2 separate regions of the Mus musculus genome follow, and region 2 is linked to region 1. A link is a loop called in an ENCODE intact Hi-C map of the cell type or tissue named here. Cell type or tissue: left cerebral cortex. All regions are shown on one strand.

Region 1 (2,500 bases):
TTCATGCCTTCTGCAGATGTCTCCCGAGCACATATTCCCTGGGTGATAAGTAGGTGTCAGACATTGTCCAGATGCAGAGGCGCTGTTGATGTTTGAGACACGTTCTCTGGCTGAGGCTCTGGCATGTGTAGGCAGGTTCTCTACATCCGGTCTCACCTCCTTGTTTTTAATATTTATAAATAACACTCATCAGGATGTCAGTAGGTAGGAAGTGAAAGTAGCTGAGAAACCTGGCCAAGACGAAGCAAATCCCAGCGTGAGTTAAAAAGATGCTGCCCCCAAGGATATGCAGTGAGCCGAGATGGATTCTCGAGGCAAAAAAAAAAAAAAAAAAAAAAAAAAGAAGTCTTATGCTGAAGTCTAGGCTCTACCTCACAGATGGGCAATCCATGGGCTAGAGATTGCATCTGAATTCCCTACAGACCCGTTAGGAAATCAAGACCATGTACTTCTAAAGCCCGGCGTCTGCCCAGAATATGAACTCATAAATATGTTAGCTTAAGTAAAGCTTATGATAATGCACATGAATCATGTTCCTACTTTGAAAAGCACAGACCCCATAATTCAATACTTCTGGGACATCTCCAGATAGCTGCAGGAGTTTTCTCCTTCATTTATTCTCTTAGGCCTTGACTCAGATGACACCTTGTCAGAGAGCCCTTCCCTGGCAACACCCCCTACCACCCCTCTCTGACCTGGGCATCAAACTCCATTTTCCAGATGTCATTTACTACTGTGTGACAAGTTGCAATTTCCACTTACTCTATGAGAGACTTAGGCAAGGGCGGATGGACTCGACGCTCTATCCTGTCCTTCAGAGTGAACCTAACACACAGCATCACCCAGTCCTTGAGGGGAGTGATGTGGCTTTGAGGGATGGTAGCTCATTAACACTAGAAGCAGTGTTAGCCAGGCTCTCTTAGGATTAGATCTCTCATGCCCTGACCTAACCTAGTCCCTGAGATTCTTCGGGCTGAGGGGCATGCAATGCAGTATGCCTTGGTGTGACTTTTCCAAAGTGAACTTTATGCTTTGAATGGTGTGATTTGTGAGAAATGATGTATTTGCTAGTTAGCATTTAATTTGTTTTTCTGTTTTCCTAAATCTAAGACAAATACAATTTCCATCAGAAATTCTGGTAACTAGGGAGCCCATATTGAAACAATATAGTTCTGCTCAAAAGCCTGGAAGGCAAATGTTTCAGTCAGGTTCTGTATTGAGGGGGAAAAATTAAACTATCCCTGCTCAACTTTCTGAGATTTCATATATAGCTCAAGAATCTCCACAAACAAGTCTAGTGGGCGAAGAGAAAGGGGGGGAGGAGATGGGGAGCTAAAAATGAGTCCAGCGCATTTATTTTACAGGCAAGAAAAGCTAAGATCAAAACAAATGTAGTGACTCTGCCAGAAGTCCATGCATTTCTGTGGGGCTTTGCTCCAGGAACCTCTGCCAGGCTGGTATACTGCTCGCTGGCTGCTGTGCCTCCCCCACTCTGGACACCCACGGCAGTGTGGTCCACTGCTTCCTTGTGAAGGATCTCCTATGGCCTTTTAGCCCGAAGAGTCTCAAGGACTAGAACCTGGGGCTCTGATTTTGTCCATTCTGTGGCATGCCATATATATATATATATATATATATATATATATATATATATATATATATATATATATACACACACACACACATATCCATTTGAGTATGTTGTTCTGGAAACAGAAAAAAAGAGAGGATTTAAATCATATTATCAAATAATTCTAGACCATACCTTCTGAGCGCTTGGAACAGTGTCTTTCCTCAGGGAAGGACACTGGTCACGTAGATGAGGGTGGGGTTTGGGGGGGGGGCACTTGTTAGATTTTTATCAGCTTGACAGAAGCTGGGTCATCTGGGAAGTGGGAACCTCACATAAGGAATTGCTTCTATCTGATTGGCCTGTGGGGGTGTTTATTTAATAGTTGATAGGGGACCAGCCGGTTCTCAGCAGGTGGTCTTGGATGGTGTAAGCAAGCAGTCTGAGTAGGCTATGGAGAGTAAGCCCTAAGCAGTGTACCACTGTGGCTTCTATCTCTGCTTCTGCTTGAGGTCCTACCTTGGCTTTCCTCAATGACAGTTACGTACGTATGTGTGTGTGTGTGTGTGTGTGTGTGTGTGTGTGTGTGTGTGTGTGTGTGTGTGCTCATGCCAAATGAACACCTTTTTTCCCAAGTTGCTTTTGCTCAAGATAAGAAAGTAAACTAGGGCATAATAGACACAAAGGCACATAAGATAAGCCCCTTTGAAAGCTGGAATTTAAATCTTTGCAGTTTGAAGTTCCCTCCAGAAACCATACCCGCCTGTGGGACTTTCAATGAGAAGAGTCGCCAGAGGCTTCTGTATCTCAGCACTTAAGTCTCCAGTTAGCGACACTGTACAGATGTGACTGGGCCTTCAGAAGGCACAGATGTCCTGAGGACAGACAGGCCTTGAGAGCTTACACCCTCTTCCTACTTCCTGTACTCTG
Region 2 (2,500 bases), 89 kb before region 1:
TACATGGAACTAAGCGTTTCTCCTCCTTAGGCTGCTCCTGTAAAGAAAGACTTGATCCAGTATAAAGTCAGCTCAGTTACTCATCAACAACCATCTACGATAAGCGAGTGTCTCCTGCGTGTCTATCTGAGGCACTTGGGGTAGGGTGTGAGCAACACGGGACAGGTTCCTCTTCTAATCCAGTGTCAGGAGATTGATAACTCCCAGAAGACAGACACTCGTGATCCATAGAGATGCACATGGAGGCTGGAGCCACTGCATTCAGAGATTCTGCACTTAGGGATGGGAAGGGATGGAGAAGCCATGCAGATAGAGTGTTCTCACAAGACACTGCAGGATCACGTGATCTCATCAGGGAGGAAGCACAGGGTCAGAGAACAGCCAGGGGTGCTTATGTTGATGGGCACCTTGCAGTGAACTTCAAAGCATGACACAAATATTAGTCACTGTGGCTGTGTTCCCTCTGTGCATCTGTGAGCTATGAGATCTTACTTTTGTATATGCTGAATGGGGAGAAAACAGCTATTGTCCAAAGATTCCAAGATATGCAAGCCCAAGTTGAGTATTTTCTTAGAATGTATGGGTCTGTGTGTCACAGTGACGGGACATCATTGTCTCTGTGGTCTACGAGGGATCTCCACAATACGAGTGGGGTTGTGTGGCCTCTTTCGTAGTAAAGAGAACATTCTGGGGTGGTAAAGTCAAGGGCATTGAGAAAGGGCACACAGCTGTGCTAGGGGAGAAGTCACCAAGTGATTAGACAACCTTGGCCCCTGCTTTGCAGGTGGAATGGGTGGGGCGGGCAGGTGCATTGGTTCTGCAGCCTTGTAAACAAGTAGTTCCCTGGTGGAGCCAGGCTCTGCCAGAGGAAGCAGTGAGGATATCTGGAGTCTAATCTGGGCGCTGTCTTTCTAAGGCACAGGAGGAAACGGGCAGTTTCTAATTAAGGATGCTGAAGTGCTGCCCCTGGTAAGGTCACAGGTGAAGTGTGTCTCAGCTTTCTCTATGCTGAAGAGTCTGTGTGCAAGCAATACACATTTTTATTCTTACTAATTCAGGCTATCCTTTTAGATTATACACCCCAAATGAGTTCCTCCAGATTCTCTGTAGTTCCTGTGATAAATGACGCCTCAGAATGTTGCAAGCAGAGCAGCCTTCCCTCTCCTGCCTAGTGACAGAAGCGAAGTGGGCATCTCCAGCCACGCGCCTTCCTCACACCTCCCTCATGGCTGCTGCCTCTCAGCATGGAGCATCTATAAAGGGAAAGTGAAGGGTTGCTAAGCAGGATGGGAAACTCCCAATGTAGAGATGTGGGAAAAAAATAAAAAGGGTCAAATCAGTATGTGTTATGAGTTGCACAGAAGCCCGAATCCTAGAAAGCTCCGGAAAGTAGTCCAAGCCAGAAATAACCAGGCATGCAGCCAGGATGGAGAGCAGGAGGCAGTCTTTCGATCCCTGCTGTGTGTGCCACTGTCCTGTCCTCAAGGTCAGAAATCTCTGTCCCATTTCCTTCCAATCCAGATCTGTAGCAAAAGCCTGTGGAGTACAAAGAGGAGAGACAGTCCATACGAGTGATCCTATCTCCCAAGCCCTTTGAGAGTTTTTGCATTTTATTTGCTTAAAATACTGAAAGTGTGCCAGTGCCTTGAAATAGTATGGTTCCCTGGCATTCTGCCATAAAGGTGATCATGAAAAGTGGTTTAAGGCATCTGTGAGAATTGACTTTATGAGGTACACTCTCTCATTCATCTAACCATCTGTCCATCTATCATCCTTTCATCTATTCCTACATCCACCCATTCATCCATGCACCCACCTATCCAATCCATCCATCCATCCATCCATCCATCCATCCATCCATCCATCCGAGGTATGGTAGCCACTAGATGCCAGACACTGAGCTAGGAGCCAAGCTAGGGGACAAGACCTGTATTGAGCCTCCTGGAACTCGTTGATGTAATAGAAGCCAGTAAACATGTGAGTGAATCACACACAAGTGGTGAAGTGTTGTAGAGGATGCTGACATGGTGTTATGGTAGAGAAGCACATACAAGTTGCAGAAAGGTCTGGTTTGGAATCATGTTGCTTATGGAGAAGCCCTCCACCATCACGTTTCTGAATGTGCATTTCCTGTCTCCTCCCCTCCCTGCCTGTATCCACATCCTTTGTGCCCGAATCATTACTCTACGCCCTGAGTTGTTGCTGACACCTGACACAGGTTTTCATTTACTTGGCCATCTGCCTTAGTCCATTTGTGTCTCTATCATGAGATATCTGAGGATGCCAGCAAACCGTGACGTTTACTCTGCTCACCATTCTGATGGCTGTGGGGTCTGATCAGCACAATGCAGACACCTAGAATGACATGCCAGAGGAGGACAAAGGATGTCTGCTGAGGGCAGAATGGCCATGCTTGTGGAACATGTCTGCTTCACATGACCACAAGCCTTGCCCCCTCTGCACTCCCTCCTCTCTTCCTAACACTCTCCCTGCCATGGGG

What was found. A loop is a pair of places that touch in the nucleus more often than their neighbours do. Peaks named below come from ENCODE experiments on the same cell type or tissue, not always from the same donor. Only the 100,000 strongest peaks of a DNase experiment are listed, where the experiment ranks them.
Region 2: it touches region 1 in a loop (3-fold over the local background); 4 of 42 quality-filtered maps call a loop at or near these places.

What each region holds. Positions count from the first base shown.
Region 1 is chr3:153,394,436-153,396,935 of GRCm38, reverse strand. All of the region lies in intron 3 of St6galnac3 (ST6 (alpha-N-acetyl-neuraminyl-2,3-beta-galactosyl-1,3)-N-acetylgalactosaminide alpha-2,6-sialyltransferase 3), which reads left to right. Among named protein-coding and RNA genes, the nearest start is that of 1700012D16Rik, 97 kb to the right of the region's middle. In left cerebral cortex, no CTCF peak of the experiment used is centred here; DNase peaks (open chromatin) are centred at 53 and 1,368.
Region 2 is chr3:153,483,712-153,486,211 of GRCm38, reverse strand. All of the region lies in intron 2 of St6galnac3 (ST6 (alpha-N-acetyl-neuraminyl-2,3-beta-galactosyl-1,3)-N-acetylgalactosaminide alpha-2,6-sialyltransferase 3), which reads left to right. Among named protein-coding and RNA genes, the nearest start is that of Gm46831, 24 kb to the left of the region's middle. In left cerebral cortex, no CTCF peak of the experiment used is centred here; a DNase peak (open chromatin) is centred at 1,268; H3K27ac peaks cover 1,247 bases.